Linked DNA regions of Mus musculus: regions 2 and 3 are each linked to region 1. A link is a loop called in an ENCODE intact Hi-C map of the cell type or tissue named here. Cell type or tissue: heart. All regions are shown on one strand.

What was found. Peaks named below come from ENCODE experiments on the same cell type or tissue, not always from the same donor. Only the 100,000 strongest peaks of a DNase experiment are listed, where the experiment ranks them.
Region 2: a loop joins it to region 1, with 4 times the contacts of the local background. A loop is called at or near these places in 9 of 42 quality-filtered maps.
Region 3: a loop joins it to region 1, with 2.5 times the contacts of the local background. A loop is called at or near these places in 4 of 42 quality-filtered maps.

Annotation. Positions count from the first base shown.
Region 1 is chr11:121,349,206-121,357,205 of GRCm38, reverse strand. It overlaps Wdr45b (WD repeat domain 45B), which reads left to right and starts at 2,759. Exons shown (of 10, transcript NM_025793.3): 1 at 2,759-2,979; 2 at 7,900-7,974. The coding sequence starts at 2,913. Rab40b (Rab40B, member RAS oncogene family) reads left to right here. Exons shown (of 6, transcript NM_139147.3): 6 at 1-1,085. The coding sequence ends at 169. In heart, a CTCF peak has its summit at 3,353 (motif pointing right); a DNase peak (open chromatin) is centred at 2,735; H3K4me3 peaks cover 2,593 bases; H3K27ac peaks cover 2,116 bases.
Region 2 is chr11:121,416,072-121,424,071 of GRCm38, reverse strand. It overlaps Fn3krp (fructosamine 3 kinase related protein), which reads right to left and starts at 2,699. Exons shown (of 6, transcript NM_181420.3): 1 at 2,469-2,699. The coding sequence starts at 2,609. In heart, a CTCF peak has its summit at 3,082; a DNase peak (open chromatin) is centred at 2,731; H3K4me3 peaks cover 1,872 bases; H3K27ac peaks cover 1,328 bases.
Region 3 is chr11:121,447,220-121,455,219 of GRCm38, reverse strand. Fn3k (fructosamine 3 kinase) reads right to left here. Exons shown (of 6, transcript NM_022014.4): 5 at 6,216-6,338; 6 at 4,730-5,108. The coding sequence ends at 4,770. Tbcd (tubulin-specific chaperone d) reads right to left here and starts at 3,229. Exons shown (of 39, transcript NM_029878.4): 1 at 2,992-3,229; 2 at 1,539-1,589. The coding sequence starts at 3,175. In heart, a CTCF peak has its summit at 3,192; a DNase peak (open chromatin) is centred at 3,259; H3K4me3 peaks cover 1,889 bases; H3K27ac peaks cover 1,176 bases; H3K27me3 peaks cover 260 bases.

The sequences.
Region 1 (8,000 bases):
GTCTTTCTCGATGGCCAGTGGCCTGAACACCAGGATGATGCATGGCCGCTCCTACTCCCTCACTGCCAACTCCAGCCACAAGAGGAACAGCTTCCGGAAAGTCAGGACCATCCGCCCACCCCAGAGCCCGCCCAGGAACTGTGCCAGGAACAGCTGCAAAATTTCTTAGAGGCTGGAATTGGTGGCAGTGGCCTGTAATCTCAGCTACTCAAGAGGCTGAGGCAGGAGGATCACAAGCTCAAGGCCCATCTAAGCTACAGAGTGAGTTCAAGGCCAGCGTGGGCAATTTTGAGACTCCACCTCAAAATTAAAAAGTGAGCTGGCTCTCTGGGAGAGTCTGAAGACAGAGACCTTTCCAGACTCGAGGAACATGTTCTGCATTTATTAACGGTAACGATGCTGCTTCCTTTGGAATGCCACTGCCGTGGTAGGAATGCCCAGTGCGCTGTGACTGACACTTTTGTGTGGATGTGCATGAAGCTCTTGTTCTAGACTTGTGTGTGCAAAGGGAAAAAAATTAGTATTCTTCTCTACTCTTGATAATATGAAATTATGGATGTGACTTTTTATCATGATTGTTGTGCAACTTTTTCTGTAACTGCTTTTATATGGCTGATAAAATGTGTGTAGTGAATACATGTTCAAGGAAATTTCAGAAGCAATGATAATCAGATAATCTAGCATTACTGATACTACAAGAGGGGCCTTTTGTAAACATTTTAATGTCAAAGCCCCAACTTATAAAAAATGCTGCAGTTTCACAGGTTGTGTACAACAGGTCTGTCCCATTTGGGTAGGACATGGATTTGATAAAGTTTTTGCTATGTTGTTTACTACATTTTGAGATTAATAAGTAATCTATATTCATATTTTTCTGTAAACCTACATATTTTGTACAAAGTATCCTACAAGTTCTGAAACTATGGGAAGAAAATGCCAAAGATATCTCCAATTATGTTGAACAAAGCCAGCATTGTTTCAACAGATTAGCAAGGAGAGAGGTATTTCAGTAAAGGAGAAGTAAAAACAGTTATTTAAGGACTATGTTTCTCAATAAAGTGGATACTTGCTCCTCTCTTGACAGAGTCGTGGTATCTCTTTCTAGATCCAGGTACAGCACAGCTCTCTTCTGCACTTGTCTCCTTGCCTGTTTCATGATGTTTACCCCAAAGCTTAGTTTTGTCCTATGTCATCTTTGGAAAGGATTTCTTCCCAGAGAAGAAATGCAGAGAAAACACGTAGTGCTGTATGTCATGACGAATGCCTAGTATCCCGGTTCTTGGGAGCTTGAAGCAATATTACTGTGATACTTTGACCAACTTGGAGCTACATCGTGAGTTCCAGGGTTAGAGAATGAGACCTTGTCTCAACAAGATAAAGTGGAAGTACTGAAAGAAACACGCTCTCATGTGGCTCCTGGTAAGTGTCAGAGGTTTGTTAGAGCTGTGGCCAGACATTTCCCTAGAGATGAAGCCCTTGTCACTCCTTGCCAACAAAAAAACAAAAACCAAAAACCAAAACAAAGCCACCACAACATTCTGGCGTTATAAAGGCTCAAGTATAGGTCTCTCTTCTGGTCCTGCTGCTTAGGAAGCTAGACCCTATGAGAGATTAAACAACAGGAAAACTGAAATAAGATAAAGCTTGGATACCCTAAGTTTTTATTAGTGATTTACAATGTCTTAACATTTTTTGAGTCTCCAGATACATAATAACAATGTCCTTAGAGAAGCAGGAGTGTAGCCATCTGAGCCACTGAAGGCCTGAAGCTGGGGTCATCCAGCCCTGTGGAGATGAGGTGAATAGATATCCAGAGAGGCAGGTGAGTGTGTAAGCCAGTGAAACCCGAAGGAACAAGGCCTCCTTGACAGTGGCCAACTATCAAGACATCCTGCCAGGACCTTCACAGCCACCTTATTGTTGTGCAAATGTTCTCACAGATGGTGAGACCGTTTAGGGCTTGAACATTCATGCCTCAGCTGCCCTTTCTTAGGTTCATAACTAGAGAGATGAAAGGACAGTCCCTGAAGTGGTTTCCCCTCCCCTCTTCAGTGCTGATGGGATGAATGGTGGGCTGTGTGGGACTAGGGTCCTTCTGCTTAAGCTTCTTGAATCCTAAGACGCTACAAGTCTTCATTTGGGGGAAAGGATGGTAAACAGGTAAGGGGAGAAGCCAGTGAGGAGAGAGGGAACCAGAGAATGAATTGTAGTAGAGAGGAGAAAGCACCAGCTTCCAGAGCCATCCCAGACCCCTGTAAACAGAGCACCCCAAACAACAGTCGCGAGGTCTGGGGATCTTTTCTGTGAGGTTATGTCCTATTATGTCTCTTTGGAAATTTGTGTCTGTGAGAGGACGTGTCAGATGGTTGGGAAAGCTCGGGAAGAAATAGGGGATAGTCTGTCTGTGTTTGTCTCTCGGGGAAAATGCAGGTACCATTACACGAAGGCTGCTTCTGGTCGAACACGATGTGTATCGTGGGAACGCGGTGAGGGTTTCAGGAGACTGTGTTGTGGGCAGGAGCGTTGGCGCAGTCTCTTCTCTGCCCTGTCCTTGGTCCCATCAGTCCTGCCCTGCTTGTGTGAGTGCGGGGCACCCAGCTCTCTCCGCAGCTTCCCCTCGGCTGCGTCCTGCCCCGCCCCTTATGGACGCGCCCGGCGAGCCCTCGCCACCTACTTCCCGCCACCTACTTCCCTGCAGTGGACGCGTCTGTCCCTCGGCGCTTGCTGGTTGCGCGCACGCGCGCCCACAGATCCGCGCGCACTGATGACGCAGCACTGACGACACACGCACGACGCAAGTCCCCAGGACCCTGGCTTCCGGCCGCGGCGGCCCTAGCGCCGCGCGACCGGAGAGATCGCCTGGTTGCGAGCGGTATGCGGTGCTGAGGAGCCACAGTCCCTACGACGGCGCCATGAACCTCCTGCCGTGTAACCCTCACGGCAACGGGCTGCTGTACGCCGGCTTCAACCAGGACCACGGTGAGACCCCGGGCCCAGCTCCGTGGTAACACCCCAGCCCTTCCGGGAGACCCCGACCCAACGCTACCGCGACCGCAGGGCCCCGGAGCTGTCGCGAGCGTCCCCCGGACCCTAACCGGAGACTCGGTCGCGCCCTGAGAGCTCAGACTCTGGCGGCTCTTTCAGGAAATCTCCGAACCGCTCTGTAGGGAGGACCCCCCCCCCCCGCGGTCCTTTCCAGCCCGGGCACCCATAGCGGGGAGAAACACCCACCCCACCCCACCCCTCCGCGCGCTGCCGCCGCCCGGGTCGGCGGGCAGTGCCACTTTTTTACCGGGTACCTAAGAACCCGCAGGCTTACTGCTGGGCGTCAGGGTCTCCAGCGCTTACGTTGCCAGCGGGTGGCGTAGCGGGACCTGCCCGTCGCGGGGCGGCAGTTTGTCGTGGTTCTTGCGGCTGGCACCTTCGTGGAGTGTAGGTTCTTCGCCTTGATGTCTTAGCTGTACGCCTCTCCCTCCCCTCTGGTATTTTCTTCTGTTCTGTAGGATGAAAGGACTTACATGATTTGCGTTCCCGTGACTGCCTCTTGCCTCTTGAGTTTGGGGTCTTGGAGAAGGTATTCTTGCTTCCAAGATAATGGGCGGGAACCCCTCTTAGTGGGGATTATATCCCCGAGACGCTTTTTCTGCGTAACCCTCACTGTCCTGGAACTCACTCTGTTGACCCTGTCTCTGCCTCCCGGGGTGCTGAGATTAAAGGAGTGTGCCACTATGTCAGCTAACTTCCCTTTTCTAAATCTCCTCAAGGGAAAAGGGTAAAGGCTGATACTCTGGGCTTCTAAGAGTTATAACATCTTAGCTTTCCGTATGTAAAATTTCGAGGTGCTGTAGCAAATGTATGACTTACTGTCTTGGAAAGTGAACTTAACTTGATTTTTGTTATTGTTGGGACTGGATCTTGCTCTCCTGTTCAAGCTTATCTTAAGCTGTGCTCCAGGAATCTTCCCTTCACAGTCCCTGGAGCAAGTGGGATTGCATGCTCACTCTATTGCCCCTGGCTAAGAAGATGAGTTTTTTTGATTTTTATGTTTATTTTTATTTTTGAGACAATTGGCACTGTGTATCTCTGGCTGTCCTGGAACTCCCTAAACCTCCTTAAAAATGTTCACCACCTGGCTGTTTTTATTTTTGAGGTGGGGATCTTACTATTACAGACTATAGTTAGGTAGTGCTTTAAGTAGGTAGTGCTATTGTGCATCCCATTTGCATATATTCTCTTAGAGTCCATGTGCTAGGCATTTGAAGAAGTTTGAGGGATGCGTTCACTATAATCAGAACCTGTAGGATAGCTATAAGCTATAACATTTCCAAGGTAAACCAAGGTAAGAGGGAGAGAATGTGCATAGCCCATTACAAGTGTGGAAAGCCTTCCTTTAGATCGGACAGAGATAGGCAAAAGTATTATTGTCCTGTGGAAGCACAGACAGTTCTGGGAAGAGAGCAGTTAGACTCCAGTGTGGTGGCCTTGAGCAGTACGGGATTCCAGGCCTGGTTGCAGTGTTAGGGTTGGTCCCATTGTGGAACTGTGAAGGAGCAAGCGCATGTAGCATCAGCACGTGGGGGCTGAGAGGCTCATGGACATCATATGAGTTCCAGGACAGTTAGGGCTACACAGAGAAACTCTGTCTTGTAAAACCAGAGGGAGAGAGAGGAGAGAGAGAGAGATTAGCTTTTATCCAGGTGTGGTGGCACATACCTTTAGTCCTAGCATGTGGGGAGGCAGAAGCAAGCAGATCTCTTTTGAGTTTGAAGCTAGCCATGTCTACAGAATAAGTTCCAAGACAGCCAGAGCTACATAGAGAAATCCTGTTTCCAAAAAGAAAGAGAGACAGACAGACAGACAGACAGAGAAAAAGAAAATAGCTCTTGAGCTAGCAAATTGTCTAAGTTACTTTTCTGTGTGATGAGACACCATGACCCAAGTCAACTTATACAGGAGTTCATTGTGAACTTAGAGTTTCAGAGGGTTAGGGTCCATGACCGTGATGTCAACGGGGAAGCAGGCATGTCACTGCAGCAGTGGCCGAGAGCTTACACCTGTTCCACAAGCAAGAAACAGAGACTGAGACTGGGAATGGTGTGAACTTTTTGGAGCCTCAAAGCATGCTCCAAGCGACACACCTTTTCTATCAAGACCGTATCTCTTAATCTTTCCTAAATAGTTTCTTCAACTAGGCAACAGGTATTCAAAACCATGAGCTGATTGGGGCCATTCTAACTCAGACATTCACAGGAATGTAGCCCAGTTTATGGAGCTTTCATGAGGTCATATAGGTTTGGGCTCCAGTACTTCCCTTAACTGGAGTGGTGATATAGTCCTGTAATCTCAGCCTTGGGGAAGTGGAGGCAAGAGGATCCAGAGTTCAAGGTCATCGTGGACTACATGAAGCCCTGTTTCAACGAGACAGACTTTAATGCAGTTTCTGGCTGCAGTTAAGCCTTATAGTATGAACTCGCATCAAACAGTTGAGTCAGTCACAATTTGGTTTTGTATATACTGATTTCTAGATTTGATTGTTTTTGTTTTTTGAGACAGGGTTTCTCTGTAGCTCTGGCTGTCCTAGAACTCAATCTGTAGACCAGGATTTCCTCAAACTCACAAAGATCCTCCTGCCTCTGCCTTCCAAGTGCTAGGATTAAAGGCATGTGCCACCACTGACTGGCTGCCATTGGTGTTAAAACACCTATTAAAAATTGAGTTTAGAAATCACTTTGTGTGTGTGCGCGCGTGTCCTTATATATGATAATGTATGTATAGGTACATATGCAAGCACAATCATGTTAAGGCCAGAGGTGGGCAGTGGGTGTCTTCCTGTACCACTTGACCTCTTGAGACAGGGTCTCTCACTGTACCTGAAACTTGCTCTTTCAGTTAATCAATCTGGCTAGTGAGTTTCTGAGGCTTCTGGAATGCCCTTATCTCTGCCCTCAATGATGGGGTTTTAGGTACATGGGACTGTATTGGTTTTAATGTCGGTGCAGGGGATATGAGCTGAGTTTCTCAAGCCTGCCCAGAAGCACTCTTACTATTGATACCTCTCTAGCCTCAGAAATCACTGTTAAGTACCTTTGCAAGGACTGGAGAGAGGACTTAGTTGTTCAGAGCACTTGCTGCTCTTTCAGAGAATGGGGTTTTGGTTCCCAGCACCTGTGTCAGGTAGTTTACAACCCTCTGAAACTCCGTTTCCAGGGGATCTGATGCCCTCGTCCAGCTGCTCCAGGCACTGCATGCACATGATGTATATACAGACAGACACACAGACACATTAAAACATTTTTTTTGCCTATGTAATTTTAAATTGTTGAAATTACTTTACTTTTGAGGTATCTCTCCAGACTCATTTTTGGGTTTTGTTTTAGTATTTTCAATGAGGATTTTTGTTTAGGTTTGGTTTTTTGGATTGGTTAGTTTGGTGGTAAATCGTTTTCACCAATGTATAGTGTTTCTTTGTCAGGATGTGTCACAATTAGCTGTTTTACCATTTGTGGGGTTCCCCTCTTCTCCCATGACTATAGTGGTCCCTGCAGCACTTACTAGACCATGTGTTTGGTGAGCGTGTGTTCAGTTTCTGAGGTGCTTGTTGTATTCCTTCCTTTTTGCCTCCCACTGAGGAGTTCTCAGGTCCACACCCCAGTGCGCTTTATGTTTCTATGATTTTGACTGCTGTGCAGTAGGACTTACTGTGCTGTTGTGTGTGTCTGTTTTCTTGGTTCTGTAAATTACTGGACATCTAGATGTCCACATTCTCTTCTGTTCTCACTTTTTCCTCCTTTCTTCTATTTCCTTTTTCATCTTCCTGGGCTATATGACCCAGTAACATAAAGAGGATATTATAAGCTAGCACAATTTGATTACCTAGCACTTGAGAGTTTCAGATTCTGGGCTGGATAAATTACGTTTTAGAGCACAAGAGTTGATTTAAAAATTAGTCTCCAGTTCACAACTAACTGTCAAAGTCTTTGGATCTCTAACTGTTGTTTTATAAGTGACTGGAAATACAAAAATCTGGCTGTAGAGTTGAAGAGATGGAGCAGAGCCTTTGTGTTCCTTTAAACCCATTATACAGCTGCTGTAAGGAACCAAACTTTGTAAACATTGAACTGAAACAAAACGAAAAATGCAGGATTTGGTTTTTCTACTCTTAGCCAAAGCTTGTTATGAACAGAAGTTGGGCATTGTATTTGAAGTAATTAATGTAGGTTTATGTCTCTATGATTATAAAAACCACCATATCATCTTGAAAGCTGGGTGATTTTTGGACCTTGACAGTCTGAGTATGTGATTGGGGACAGTGACTGGGATGTCTAAGTCAGTCACTGCTTGTGACCAGGACAGAAGTTTGAGGAATCTGAGCAATTCGTGGGATGAGTTGGATGTGTTTTTCCCGTTTGGGAGAGTGAGAATGTATACAATCTGGGCATAGATGTAGAGCAGAGCGGCAGAAGGGAGCCTCAGATGGACGACCTTTCCATCCTTTAACCCAGAGTGAAGTCACGGGAGGGACTTCATGACTGCCTTCCAGGAGATCACTCTGGAGGTGGGGAAGAGCAGCCTTGTGTCTCCTTCCACAGTTTAGAGCCCATGACCCCTGTGCTTTCTCCCAGAATACTGCATGTCCCTAACTAAGCTGTGTCCACAATGACCAGGACTGTGCGTTTATTGTGAGCCTCTATACATGAACTTTGTCACTGCCTCTTCAGGACCCATTATACTTGACACAATTCTCAAGCCGAAAAGGGGAGTCTGGTGAGAGTCTGTCATTAGTGTGAAGTAGGTAATATGTGCAGTGTTTAAGCAGAACCTGTGATAGGAGCTTCCCTGGATCCCTTTTGCTGGCAGCAGTGTGGGGATTGACATGTTCTTTCATATTTCTTGCTTTAGGGTGTTTTGCATGTGGAATGGAAAATGGATTCCGAGTCTATAATACCGATCCACTCAAAGAAAAAGAGAAACAAGGTAAGGGAATGGTGGTCATCTCCTGG
Region 2 (8,000 bases), 67 kb before region 1:
GAACATACCAAAATGTAATCACCCTTCCTACTGAATAGCTCTGCCAGGGCAATTCTAGGTACACTCCTAGTTGCTACCACTGTGACCTCAGGCAAGTTACTTAAGCTTTCTTTGCTTCAGTTTGCTCACCTATAGAATGGGAGAACCTACATTTCTGAGGTAGCAGCTAACAGCCCATTCTAAACATGCTACAAATGTTGCAACTACTCACTAAGAAAACCAAAGTTTCTGAGAAGGAAGATAGGAACTATGTCCTGACAGAACTTTCACAGCAATCTCTTTAGAATATGAAGGAGAAGCTGGACTTTTGCCCAAGGTGCTGGTGAAAGAGACTACATTAATGGCAGCACGAGAAAAAGAAATGTTTTAAAAGGAACTGTGTAGCCATCAAGAAGAACTGCTCCTTCACAGTAGTAGTTTACTGTTTATGTGGTTGGAAGATTCCAGCTAAGAAAGTAGCTACTCATAAATAGACCTATGGGAAAATTAAGCTTCAGTTGGACCATTGTGAGAAAAAAAATCTGGAAACAACTTAAAAATGAGATAAAATCAATTACATAAGTTTAAAAAGTCTAATAAGAAAAGTCAACCAGGTAGATTCTAGCGAGGCATAAGAAAGCACATAAAAGAGAAGTCGGGTAGTCTTAGAGTCTCTCTTACCTCAGAGAAAGTAGAGCAAGGAAGAGTCATGTTTCTAACACAAAGTTATAATTACAATTGGCAGATGTTCATCTTATGGACAGTATTCCAGCACAATTCATGCTATGTATCCCAGCGCAAGCAAGAAAAAAGGCCAAATGGAAAAGGAAGACTGAAAAATTGAAAATAGACTTTGAATGGGAGATAACCCAGCAGTGGGGCTGGATATGGTTTAGTGGTTAAAAGTGCATACTGCTCTTGCAGAGGTTCCGAGTTCAATTCCTACCCCCCACATCAGGTAGGTCATAACCACCTGTGATTCCCACTTCAGGAGGCTCTGATGTCTCTGGTCTCCACGGGCACCACACACACATCCTACACCACATATACACACATACGTATTGTCTTTAAAACTGAATAAATAAATAAATCTTTTAAAAAAGAACTCGGCAGTTCATGCTGGCTAACATATGGAATCCTACCACTTGAGAGGCTGAGGATTCCATAGTAAGTTCCAGACTAGCCTGGGCTACATACAGATGGAAACTGCCTCAAAACAAGCAAACCCCACTTCCTGCGAGAGAGAATGTAAACTCGAAGGAAGTAGGCACATCTCTGTCAGTTCAAGGCCATTCTGGGCTACGTAGTGAGATCCTGTTTCAAGAAATTAAACAATAACCAAAAAGAAAAAAGACAAGAAAAAGAAAAAGAGAGAAAAGAGCCTGAACTCAACTCCAAACAACAGAAAACACACACACACACACCACTAGTTTGAAGATGCAGCTCAGTGGTATGTATCATACTTGCTTAGGATGTGCATGGCTCTGGGTTCAACCTGTCATCACAAAGAAAAAACAAATCAAAGTGGAAATACTGAGGGCTGTAGAGAAAGGCTACTATATAAAAACAAGCAAAACCAGAACAGAGAGGCCCAGCTGTAGAACATGCAGGAGACCACGAAGACTGTGGCTGAGGGCAAACTGATGGCTGAAGACAGGGGTTGAGGCAAGTCCTGAGAAAATAAGGGTATTCCAAAGGTTAACACACATGGGAGAGGCAGGTTCCTTTCTTGAAAGAAAAATGACCACAAATGCAAAAAGCTAGGCTCGTGGCTAGAACCTGCAATCCCAGCACTCCAAGAGACAGAAACAAAAGGGTTGAGTTTGGAAGTCAGCCTTAGTGACAGAAACCAACTCTAACGTGGAGGGTGTGTAGGGCTTAACAAGAAGATAAACACCTTCAGTTTCGTCTTTAAAAAAACTTTGCCAAGTTCTACAGAAGCCATCCACGTCCCTTCCAAACAAAACCTGGAGTGAACAGCTTAAAATGACAAAGGGACAGCAGCAACCAGGAACACAACTGAAGCCTTGGGGCTCTCACCCTATCTTCCATTGGGCGCTTCAGAAAAAGTTCACTCTCAAACAGAACGTGGTGGGATGAGTGTGTTATTTTGATCCTTTAAGATCTTTGATCTGAGTTTTGAAATAAGCTCCAGATAAACACGAGTACTCTGGCGTTTCTCAAAACTAACCAGCCAGACGTGAAGGCTTTCTCAAAGAAGCGGGCATAGCAATCTCTGAATACCACGCGCTGCACCTGCATAGCCACCGTTGCCTTAGCGGGCACAGCGGGCAAGGGCAGGGAAGCCGGAGGCCAAAGGGAAATCGCCGGGCTGTGGACAGCGGGCAGAGACTGTCGCTGAAGACTGAGTCTCTAGCGCTACCCAACCCGGGTCAGCTCAGGATCTCACACACCCCGGACCCAAACCACCGCCCCATTTTAGCCTCGGGTCAACGAGCCCGACCCTCACCCAGCGCCGGTGGCCCTACCTCTGCCTTGGAGTTCACTTTCACAAACACTCGTCCTTTGTCCGTGTCATAACTCTGGCCCTGGCTAATGCACCCGCCTCCCGAGTGACCCGTAGCTTTGACCGAGCTGCAGCCCAGCTCCCGCTTAAGCAGGGTCTCCATGAGAGCAGTTCCCCAGCCGACCCAGTTCAGGCCTGGAGCAGAAGCGGGTACAGGGGCGGGGCGGGGTAGACACAGACCAGTGACGGGATTGGGTGACAAGAAGGAAGGGGCGGGGAAACCTTTGGGAGGGGCGTGGCCTGACTGGTTAGGATTGGTTGAGAGGCAGAGAGACCGCTGCCAAGTTTTCTCTGGCTGCTGGAGCGCAGGAGCCGGGTGGTAAGTGGGTGGAGCGCCCAGCCTCCCCGCTCTGGTGTGCTGAACTCTCTCAATTCAAACCTGTTTAAAACAATTCCCAGACAGCTGTGTAGAAGGACGGAGGTTGCTCCCTCCGCTCCGGGTTCTGTCTGAAACCGCCAGCGAGGTGAAGCTGAGCCCTTAGGGTTTTGCAGAGGATGACGCATCCTTTCTCAGGGATGTGCTGGCCGCGAGACCATTTCCCTGGCCAGGAGGCCTGCCCTCCTGTGGGAGGTATGGAGGTCCTTGTGCCTACAAGTTAAGCACTAGTAGAACCAGGAATGTAACGCAGAGTTGTTCCTTCGAAGGAAAGGATGCATAGCCTGTGAGCAGATGTAGTTGCCCAGGACCTTTGTACTAATCTGTGTGCTGGACCACACGGGATCCTCTCCCAAACCCTTCTCATGAGTTTGTCAATCTACAGAACCGATCTTTAAGATGTTGATCCCACTGGTCAAGAATAAGACCACATAAATTAAATTAAATTTCATGTAAGCTTTAATACTTTAAGTACTGCCCACGTGGATGTACTTTGGTCAGATCCTTGCCCAGGTTCCCAGGGAAATGGCCCCAGTCAGATTTTGCAGGGGCTTAAAAAAGCAAAAAACACAATTCAGCGCATTTCCAGTCAGGTCCAATCAGTGGCAAGCATACATTCTGACGTATTTCCTACTCATATACCTCCCTTCCACGTGTGAGCAAGCAGATCTGGTATAGATGGGCCAAATAAACTTGTTTAAAGAAGTGAAAACTCGTGACTTGTTATTTTCCATAAATAATAGCCTTTAGCATTTCAAGAAGTATCTGTCCTTGGGCAAGGAGCTTACAGGTCAGATGCATTTTTTTTTTTCATGGATCGCTTAGGCATAGTAATTAAAACTTAAAACATAACTTTGGCTTTCACAATGTCACATGTACGTCACAAAGAGTTTCAACATACTCACACCTTAAGTTTTATTTTGCACACAAGATTGAGTTGATCACCAGGAAATTTTTCACTAAATTGTGCTGCGACTAAAATATGCCTAAATAAACTACACTGGGTCAGACTTGAAGTTTGAACCAACGCCAGTCACCTAGTCTTATTAAACAGAACTGCCACTACCGGGCAGTGGTGACACTTGCCTTTAATCCCAGCACTTGGGAGACAGAGGCAGGTGGATTTCTGAGTTCAAAGCCAGCCTGGTCTACAGAGTGAGTTCCAGGACACCAGGGCTACACAGAGAAACCCTGTCTCAAAAACAAACAAACAAAACAAAACAAAACAAAACCCAGAACTGACTTCTTGCCTCTGCCTGTCTATCCTTATTCTGCTAGCTGTAATGGTTATAAAGACCCTCTCCAGCCCTCCCTGTCCCAAACGTAGAGTAAAAGGACCAGAGACAAAGGGAAAAACACCTTGACCCTGACTTGACTCCAAGCCAAATCCAGGGCCAAGAAACAGAAACACCAATCCCTGAACATGAAATCACGCCAATCTCTAAACTTGCCCCAAGTTTAGGCCACAAAAATTTCACCAATCTCCAGGACAATCTGGAAAGCTCCCCACCTTCACCCCAAGAAACCCCTCACAAAGCCTGTGTTCTGCTCTGCTCCCTGCTGCTTCTCATCCAAGCAGAGGCAGCCACCCTCCTGGGTTTTCCCTCCCAATAAATATCTCGTATGAGGTTTGTTGTGCAGTGTGATTTTGTGGAGCAGAGCTGTAACACTTGTCTTGAGGAAATTTTCCCCCACTGGAGCAGAGCTACAACATTTTTGCTGGAGAAACGTTCCCCTGCAGGAGCAAAGTTATAACTTATACCCTGGATGCTCACCCTCCAGCACTCAGCTCAGCTGTCCTCTCAGTCTGTCCGAGCTTCCAGGTCTGTGACAATGATCTGCAGTGCAGGACTCAGACTGTTTAAGTGTGTAAGTCCTAAACTGGAGGGGCATGCTGCTTCCAATACAGGAGTTTTGTATTATATGAGATTAACAGATTAGCTTGTGTCTCAGCCAGAACTGTGTTCAGTTCCAACACAGGTTAAAAATCTGTCTTGCTCAGAGGAAAAAACCCAGCAGGATGCATGTATAAAGAGACTTAAGAAACTGCAAATCTGGAATCAGTAGGATCTGCTGGCAGGCTGGAGATAAAGAGATGTTGTCTGAGTCACGGTCCTCCTCCCACAAAATTCCTTCTCGTGGATGGTTGATTTGTTCTGTTGAGACCTCTAGCTGGCCTACACTGTGGAGGGAAATGTGCCTACTCCAGACCCATTGGCTTAAATATTAACAGGATACAAACATACATAATTTTTTTGTGTTTTGATTATGGACTGGGATGCAATAGGGAAGATTAAAATTGAGATAAGGTTTCACTATATAGCCCAGGCTAGCCTCAGAGTCAGGGAAATCCTGCCTCAGCCTACCAAGTCCTGGGATGATAGATGATAGCCCCTAACAGAAAAATGCTTAACCAATTGTGGTGGCTTGAGTAGGTTTGGCCCCCATAGACTCATGTGTTTAAATGCTTGGGCAGTGACACTATTAGGAGATGTGGCCTTGTTGGAGGAGGTGTGTCACTGTGTGTGAGGTCTCTATGCACAAGCCCCACCCAGTGTGGGATTTCAGTCTCCTCCTGGCAGCCTTTGGATCAAGATGTACTACTCTGAGCTTCTCCAACACCTTGTCTGCCTACATGCTGCCATGCTTCCCACTATCATGATAAAGGACTAAACCTCTGAAACTGCAAGCCAGCCACAACTAAATAATAATGTAATAATATGTAAGAGTTGCCTCGGTCATAGTGTCTCTTCACAGCAATAAAACCCCAAGACCCCAAATACCTGTGTCCAATCAAGTGGGACACAGTTGACCACCATGTTCCCTGATGTTTCCCAGCGAATAGCACAACAGAAAGTGGACATTCAATAAGAATGTGCTAAAATGAGCGAATGAATGAAAGCTTGAAAGCTTAAAGGAATAAAAGCAACTGAAGAAAGCATGCAGATTGTTTAACCTCACCTTCTGCTGAGAACATCTAGAAATAAATGCTGGTTGAAATCGTTAAAAACACATCCCACCAAAAAGCTGACAGGACAGAGAGGAATGTAGGCTTAGTATCTGGGTGATAGAAGCCCAGAGTAAAAAGTAAAAATTCAAAAACTGTTCTTGCCATGGGGACAAGAGCTGGTTTTAGGGAGTTGGAGAGATGGCTCAGCAGTTAAGAGCACTTGGCTGTTGTTCCAGAAGACCTGGTTTTACTCCTAGCACGTACGTGACAACTCACCTACAAACAACTGTCTGTAACTCTACTTCCAAGGGATTTAACACTTGGCTTGTGGAGGCATCAGGCACGATCGTAGTTCACATATATGTAGGCAAATCATTCATACTAATAAAATGATTTTAAGAGTTTAAATCTAGGTTTTGTTGTATTTTATTTTTAGTAACCATAGATCTAAGTAACAGTATGGGACCAGATGGGTTCAAGGTGACCATGTAGTGGAAGAACAACTTTCCAATAAATCTAGGACACTGAAAGGCTACCTGAGCTTCAAGAAGGTGAAATGCCATCCTGAACCCAGCACCTGTGAAGCTTTGTCCTTGAATAAAATGGTGATGGCGTTGGTAGAAGTCATTATTATCTGCCCTTGGTTAGATTTGCAACACAAACTCATATTACTTAATTATTTTTTTAAATCACAAGTTTTACTTTTAATTTTAGGCAATTAGTGTTCTGAGAGAAGGAAACACTAGATCTCATGGAAATCCTTTACATAACTCAAGGACAACGAAGTCAAAAGTGATGGGGTGACTGCACACAGTAAATCCATTCCTTTAGTCTCAGTGTTTAAGACCTGAAACAGGGGGGTTGCAGTAAAATGAAGGCCAGCTTAAGCCAACACAAAGGCCAGCTTAAGCCAACCCAATTGTTTTTTGTTTTTTGTTTTTTAATTTTATGTGTATGGGTGTCTTATCTGCATGTGTGTCTATATACCATGTGCATGGCTGGAGCTCACAAAGGCCAGAAGGTGTTAGGCTCTTCTGGAACTGGAGTTACAGACAGTTGTTAGCCTCCATGAGGGTGATAGGAAATGAACCTGGGTCCTCTAGAAGAGCAGCCAGTGCTTTTTTTTTTTTTTTTAAAGATTTATTTATTATTATACATAAGTTCACTGTAGCTGACTTCAGACACACCAGAAGAGGGCATCAGATCTCATTATGGGTGGTTGTGAGCCACAATGTGATTGCTGGGATTTGAACTCAGGACCCTTCGGGAGAGCAGTTAGTGCCCTTACTTGCTGAGCCATCTCACCAGCCCTGCAGTCAGTGCTCTTAATCACTGAGCCATTTCTCCACCATGCCTCAAAGTGCATTCTTTTTTTGTTTGTTTTTACTGTGTTCTTTTTTTAAAGATTTATTTATTATTATATGTAAATACACTGTAGCTGTCTTCAGACACACCAGAGGAGGGCATCAGATCTCATTACATATGGTTGTGAGCCACCATGTGGTTGCTAGGATTTGAACTCAGTTCCTTCGGAAAAGCAGTGTTCTTAACCACTGAGCCATCTCTCCAGCCCCCACAAAGTTCATTCTTAAATGTCACACGAGGGTTGAAAAACCATTTTCACAAGACTGCCTTGCCCAAGAGCTGTAGACTGAATGCTTTATGTTCCCTCAGAATTCACAGATAGAGTCACCAATCCCAGCATAACGAACTTGGGGACAGTGACTTAAAGGATGTAATTAATATTAAATGAGCTCATGGGGTGGGACCATAATCCAAGAGGATTACCAAGTGACTCCATAAATAGAGACTCCAGAAAAAGCCATGGCCAGACATAGCAGGCAGGCAGTTCTCTACAGACCAGAAACATGAGATCCCTTGGCAACCTAACTCTTCTGTCTCTCTGATCTCAGACAGTCACTCTCAAGATGTGTGAAGATTAACTTTCTGTTGTTAGAACCTGGCAGTAGAATGGCACCCCTAGTCAACTAACACACCAAAGAAGCAACAGGAGGTCACAGATAATGACAGGTGCTGGCATTACTACGTGCATAACAAGACAGTTATTCCTTTAATGTTAAAAAAGGAAAAATCAGGAGCTTAAGAGATTGCGATTAAGAGTACTTGCTGTGGGCCTATCAGAGAATCCAGGTTCAATTCCCAATTCT
Region 3 (8,000 bases), 98 kb before region 1:
ACAGAGCTTACACAGAGACTGTGAGGTTACAACAATGATTAAAACAGTTGGGTCCTCCCAGAAAAAAAAAAGGAAAAAAAAGAAAGAAGAAAAAAAGGGGAAAAAAAAAAAGCTCAGAACAAGACTAAAAAAATTACCAAGAGTACTTGAAGCCAGCCTGGGCTACCTAGCAAGACCCTACCTCAAAAAGAAAAAAACAAGCCAGGAGTTGTGGTTCACGCCTGTAATCCCAGCACTCGGGAGGTTGAGGCTGGAGAACTTCCATAAATTCAAGGTCAGCCAGGGCTACATTGCAAGACTCTTTCTCAAAACAAAAAAGAGAAAAGCCAAACAAAAATGTAATTAATATGAAATAGGTTCAAATATAACAACAGCAATGAAAAGCAAACAAAAGTCACTCTCTGCTGCTAAAATTTCTTCCTAGAGGTAAATGTAAGCACCCTAGGATTAGCTAAGAAGATTAAAAATAGATTAATACTGCTCAGTTGCTGTGCCTTAAAGCTGGTAAATAAATAAAATAGTTCTGTCTCAGTTTGAGAGCCAGCTGGGTTAAGAGAAAAATGTCAACACACTTATAAAAATGACACTAACATAGATGGGATTCTCCCCCCCCCTAATCTTGTCTGATATATATACACATATACATACACACACACACACACACACACACACACACGGAGGAGTGGGGGGTAGGGAGGCTCAATCTTCCTAATGCTGTGACCCTTAATGCAATTCCTCAAGTTGTGGTTATGCCTCCCCCATAAAATTATTTCGTGGCCACTTCATAACTCTGATTTTACTACTATTATAAATCATAACATAAATATCTGATATGCAGGATATCTCATGTGACCCCTATGGGGGTTACAACCTACAGATTGAAACCAAGAATCTAGGCTGTTCCCAAGGCCACCTGCAATTAGGGCACAGTTGCATACAACAGGTAGTAGAGAGCCGTGGGTACTCAGGTGAGGGTCTGTGATCCTTCTTGCCTCCATGTGATGGAATGTAAATAGTCAACAAGTCCAACTGGGATAATCAGGGCACACAGCTGAGCTCCACAGATGGTAGCTGTTCAGCTTGGAGGATAGTCCTGCACAACACTCTTGTACTAATGTCCTGATAACAACCTTAGTGTCTCTCTACATAATGGAGATGACAGATGACCTCATCAACTGCTGTGCAGGTAAAATGGGACCTTTATAAAGCATATGACCCTGCAAAACAATTACCAGGAAGATAACAGCTATTCACACATAACTGACTAAAACACATATAAGAAAAGATGTGTTCTTTCAATAGGAACAAGCAGAAAGTAGCTTAGACACACCTGCACACAATCAAGATCGGTATCTGAACTCGAAGCTATTCATTATCACAGGTCTATAAAACCATCCAGCAGACAAAAAAAAAAAAAAAAAAAGACAGAGCTCTAGGGACATTTCATCTGACACCTTCTGCTGATAGCACACAGGTGCCAGCTATACACATAAGCCTTCCCGATCATCTGATATTGAACCACCAAAATCTATGCTTACCAAGGTGTGGATCCAGGAGGTGGGGCTGCTCCTGGTATTTGTCCATAATTACTAAAAGGAAAATAACATGAAAATCAAATCAGGTGAGCCTTGGAAATTCACGTCTCTCAGTAACTCTAATGGAACAGCTAGGGTCTTCCTAGTCCTTGTAACGCCCAGGGACACACCTGGCTTCTTGCTGACAGATGCTCACAGCTGCCCAACATCTGTCAGGCTCTTGAGGACCAGTGTGACCACACCTCCTGCTCTTCTTTTGCTCTGCACATCTTGCCCTCCGATCTCTTCTCACACATATGCTGGTGCTCCAACTCTCTACAACTCCACCTTCCCCTGCTAGTCAGACCCTCTTCACTTCTTGAGCCCTCCCCTGCCTAGCACGATGCCTTTCATTTCCAACAATGTTCAAACCAATAACTGTACAACCTCCCCAACCCTGGTCACCTGCTTTCCAACCCCTACCAGCAAATTAATGTTTCTACCCAATCCAATGGTTTCTCTGCCTCTGCAGTTCTCACCTGCCACTTCAGACAAAGCCCACCACTCTGTCTTACCCAAAAACTAGAGCCCCATCCAAAAAAAAAAAAAAAAAAAAAAAGACATTATGGAGAGAATGTTTTTAGCTAAGGAATACACAAAGATGATTTTGTTCAAGTACAAAACTCTAATTATCAAAGGGCTCATTTGGACATTGTCTTTGTTTTCTGTTGCTGTGATGAAACTGGCCAAAAATCAACTTGAGGAAGAAAGGGTTTATTTGGCTTTCACAGCCCATCACTGAGAAAAGTGTAGGGATGAATCAAAGCAAATAGAAGCAGAAACTACGGAGGAGTCTTGCGTGCTTGCTCCTAGGCTCAAGTTCAGCTGTCTTTCTTATACAGCTCAGAGCCACAGGCCAGGGATGGTACATCTCACGGTGGGCTGGGCCGTCCTTTATCAATTAGTAATTAAAGAAATATCGCAAAGACATGCCCACAAGCCAATCTGGTGGTGGCAATTACTCACTTGAGATTTCTTCCGAGGTATGTCTAGGTTTGTGTAAGGTTGACAAAAACTATGACGGACAGTATCCATTACAAACGACTGTAAAGGCCTACCTAAACTTGGGGGATTTAGAACCACCAAAGGAATCTAATGGCACTGTCCACTCTCCTGCTCTGCCTGGAACGGAGATCCCAGATAAACGTGGAGCTCTGAGTTTGCAGAATCCTGGCCTCATAGCGCAGCCCCATAGGAGCGCCGTGCCAGACCGCTCCTCTTTGCTTGCCATGAGCGCTCTCGTAGGAGGCAGGTTCATCCAACAATTCTGCTGGTTCCCTCCCTATCCACAGAGAGGTCTCAAGCATGCTTTGCTCAGTTCCTGGACATGGCAGGGAAGGCAGGAGGTATGGCTCCCCAGGTCCCTTCCTCCCAGATGCAAGGACCTCAAGATAGAGACTCGGGGCCCCGCCCGCACCGCGGAACCGCTCCTCCGCCACCTCCCGGGACGCGCGCTCTCTGTGCACCGCCGGCAAGCTGCGGAGCAGCGCGCGGGTCTCCGCACTCTCGCCGAACGCTTCCAGGGCGGAGGCGCGAACAAGCGCATCATCCTCCACCTCCTCCTCGGCGGCGCTCGCAGCCGGCTCATTGCTCAGTACCATCCTGCCAGCAGCTTCCGTAAGAACCCTACCGGCAACCGGGAAGAAAAGAGATACAGCACGAGAACTGCCAGCCCCGCCCTGAGACCTTCGACCCCCAACTACGGGGCGCGCAAGCCAACAAAACAGCTCACGCGAAGTCGGCTCAGCGCGCAAAATGATGCTTGCGTGAGTGAAGGGAAGCACCAGAAAAACTAAGCCTCCAATGTCTACAGCCTCAACAGGGAGTGGGTGGAGCCCAAAAGAGGTGGGGCTAAGGAGGGTGTGGCCGGAGCAGTGGGCCGGTACGATCTTTACAGGGAATGAACTCTAGTGTTGGAAGCCTTCTGGAGCTTGAGTGTGTGTAAGGTTAAGGAAATAACTGGGTTTGAAATTGGGGGCAGGAACATGGAAGGTTTTGAGCTAGTGTGGACAGCGCAGGAAAGCTGAACTAGTAGAAAGAGCCAGAATAGGACGGGTGGTGTATGAACGCAGGGGAGGAATGGGTTTTGAGTGTGGGGGCAAGAATGGGGCAATGATGTCTGAGCACCTGCAGGAGTGGGGCGCGGGGGGGTGCTTTAAGGGTGTAGGAGACAATGGGGTATTGCTCCAGGATGAAGGCTTTTGCCGTGACCTCAAACAGCACCATCATGACCACCCAAAGCAGTCCTGAGAAAAGACGTGAGCTATACGCTGCTGGCCCTGCATTCACCAGAACAGACCTCACTGGGAAGTAGAAGACTGGAGTGGTTAGATAGTTTAGTGTGCAAAGTCTCCTTCACTAAGCCTCGGGAGTTGAATGTGTAACAGTAGGCCCCCAAACCTTAGCACATCCTACTCCATGATTAAAGTGCCATTCAGGCTGTAAAACTCATTCGACAGCACCCACGGGGCAAACTAAAAAACAAAGACTTGATCCTTCAAAGTCCGTAGGTCCTGAAAAGTTTCTGAATGTGCTAACTTTGCTTTTTGGCTTCTCTAGTTCTACTTCTCGCTCACTATTGTTGATAACTGAAGTATGTCAACCTAGAACATATTTGTGTGTGTGTGTGTGTGTGTGTGTGTGTGTGTGTGTGTGGTTAAAAGTTCATGAGAAGGATCACTGTTTTGCTGGGATCCAGAATACCCAGGGTAGTCACTGGCCTGCTAATAAAGACTTTCTATTGGCTTAAATATAGATCCTAGCAGTCTTCTCAGATATGTTGTGGGGTAACAAGTTTGGTCCTCACATAGTGGAAGAAGAAGAGAACCACAAGTTGTACTCTGACCTATACACACATATTTCAGCACATGAGTACGCAAAATAAAATCTAAAAAAATAGAAAACAGTGAGGTGCTAGAGAGTGTCTGGCAGTGATTGTAACTGAAGGACCGGAGCCAAACGGGCTAGCATGGTGGCTTCCTTCCCTATTCGCCTGCGGTACCTGGGGCTTCAGCCGCTGAGGTGGGAGCTTGCCCGCAACAGTGCTGCTGTGGTGTCAGCCTGAGCTACATACGGAGCTCCCTGGAAACTGCTGCGCTGCCATAACCTCAGCCTCTGGATGAATGCGTTGTAGGCCGACTCAAAAGTAGCCCAGTTAGGGATCTAGTTTGACATTTTATTAGGTCCAGCCCTCTGCTACCTGAGCAGCTTCCTCATCACCCCCAGGGACGGGCTTCTGTACTCCCGTCCAAAGTGGTTCCAGTGGTTTAGGTAGTTAAAGAGCTGGTACAGCAGCAGGCGCTTGTCGAACCCTGGAGCCTTTGGGATCTTCCGATGGTAGGCAGTGAAGAAGGATCTGGGGAACCCCCCAAACATCGATGCAATGGCCAGTTCAAACTCAGAATGGCCATAGAAGGAGGCTGGATCATAAATTACGGGTCCCTGGTCATCCTCAGCCACATTTCCAGACCAGAGGTCTCCATGGAGCAGGGCAGGGACAATCTCTATACCCGCAAACAGATCCGGGATCTTCACCTAGAAGAGAAATTATTACATGGGACTCGAAGACCCAGGGGCCCATTATCCAGTGCTTGGAAATAAAGCAGAGAGCCATGGAGGCATCCAGAGGCCAACCGAATAATCTACCAGGCCCAGGGAAGAAGCCCACCTGACTCCTGACTGTAACGTTGTCTAGCACTCTGGCCACTACCAAATGAGTCCAAAAGCTTTAGAGAAAACCTCAGAGTTGTTTGGGCTTTATGCTGTAGAATATGTAGTTTGGTACCTACCCTCTAAATGGTATTTTTATGTTATTACACATATGTACCTGCATCTCTTCTATTAAATAACAAATCTTTGATGCATGTTCACCCTAGACCAGGGTCTCCAACCTTGCTAATGCTTTGACCCTTCAATACAGCTCCTCATGCTCTGGTGGTCTCCAACCATAAAATTATTTTGCTGCTGCTTCATAACTGTAATTTTGGTACTGTTATGAATTGTAATGTAAATATCTGATATGCAGAAGATCTGATATTTGTCTCCTGTGAAGGGGTCTCTTGACCTCCCCACCACCAAGGGACCACAACACACAGGTTGAGAAACACTACCCTAGACTGATAGATGAATTGTGTTTCTAATATTTTGGAGTTCTGTTTTGAAACAAGTGATGCAAGAACACACACCTTCATTAAGGGTGACACACTGGGGTCTTTGGCAGAGGGACAAAAAATGAGGACAAGAGTGGACAAGTGAGAGTCAGGCAGTGGTGGCACACGCCTTTAATCCCAGCACTTGGGAGGCTGAGGCAGGCAGATTTCTGAATTCGAGGCCAGCCTGGTCTACAGAGTGAGTTCCAGGACAGCCAGGGCTATACAGAGAAACCCTGTCTTGAAAAGCAAAACAAAACAAAACAAAAAAGAGTGGACAAGTGAAATGATTGAAGACCTCAAGCAGGGATCTGTCCCATCCTCCCCCCTCCACCTACAGGATAAGAAGGTGGTGGCTGAAATACCCACAACTTGACCAGCCCTCTCTACCATCATTTTTTCCTATTCTGACTCAGTCCTAAGAGGCCCCCACATGCATATTATGGGCTCCTAAGGGACAGCCTCTTCCCAGAGAAATAAACGTTGTGCTCACCTGTAGCCTTGACCACAGCTCTTGTGTCTCTCGGTCAGCATAGTCCTTTTCAATGAGATCCAACTGAGCTTGGAGCCGGTGTCGAGTGAAGAAGGTCGGCCAGTCCTCCTGCCATTCATTCACCTGAGCAACAAGAGGAGAGGCCACGACATTCGTGGCCCCAGGACAGCTTTAGTGACCACCAAGAACACAGCAAACTGTAGTGAACCAACTGAAAATACAAGTGGAATCATGAAGCAGTTTACCCAAAAGAAGAGACACCATGACCAAAGCATTTAATAGGGGGCTTGCTTACACAGTCAGAACTTTTGTCCTTCATGTTTGCGGTGGGGAACCTGGTGGGATGCGGTGCTGGAGAGGAAGCTGAGAGCTACATCCTGATCCACAGGGCAAGAGAGAGAGAGAGAGAGAGAGAGAGAGAGAGAGAGAGAGAGAGAGAGAGGCAGACTGAACCTGGCATGGGCTTTTGAAACTTCAAACTCCTAATCTTTTCAAACAATTCATTCCCTAAGCACAGTGACTAAGCATTCAAATACTGAGCCTGCAGCAGCCATCCTTATTCAAACCACTACAAGTGATTAAAGGGACCAAAAAAAAAAAAAGTAAAACAAATAACAAATATTAAGGTGGCAGAACCAAACCCAAACCCAATAAACACAAAGGGCAAAGGGTCAGAAACAAATGCTATAGTTAAATGACAGAGATTGGGCTAGAACTACCTCAGGGGTGGAGTGCTTGCCTAGTCTGTATGAGTCCCAAGTTCAATACACACATACACACACACAAGGGGTGGGGGACAGAGACAGACAGAGAGTCAAAGACAGAGATAAACAGATTGGAACAACAAAGCAAGACCCAGCTATAGGCTGGAGAGATGGCTCACCAATTAAGAGTACCTGCTGCTCTTGAAAAAGATCTGGTATAGGTCCTAGCACAAACACAGTAGCTCACAATCATTGGTAACTTTAGTTCCTGGGGCTCCAATGCCCTTTTCTGGCCTTTGTGAGCACTGCATGCACATCACACACACACACACACACACACACACACACACACACATGCAAATAAACACTCATACACATAAAATTTTTAAACCTTTTTAAAAAGTAAGTTATGTTCACATAAATCAGTTATACACAAAAACAGAAATACACTAAAAGGATAGAGAATGTATACATCTGCTCACAATAGTCAAAGGACAAATATAAAAAGAAAAATGAGCAGAAATTTATGCCAGACAACACTTACAGCAGAGCAAAGACTACCATCAATACAAAGGAAATTGTTTCATACTGGAAATATGATCAAGTAATAAACAGAATCTGCTAGTCCTGGTGGGAGGGGATACATTGTTGTTATTGTTGTTTAGAGTTTTAGCTTGTATCCCAGCCTGACTTTGAACTCCTGCCTCTGACTCAAGATGCAAGGATTACAGGTATGGGACACCATCCTCTGTGATACTCTTATAACTCTGTTATAAATTCTTATAACTCTGCAACAGAGCTTCAAATACACAAAAATAAGACTGCTGGAACTGTACAGAGAAATAGATGAAGCTTCACTTACAGCCTGATAAGGTCTTAATTATGTCTTCATCCTAAAATTTATGTGTTGAAGGTGACTGTTTTCAGAAATAAGGCTTTCAGCATTTGGGAGGCTGAGGCAGGGGTGGAGGATTTGAATTCAAGGTCAGTCTGGACATAATGCCTTAGGAAGAAATTAGGGTTAAATGGCATAAATGTGAGGTCAAAATAGTCAGGACTAGAAGCCCTATAAGAAGACGAA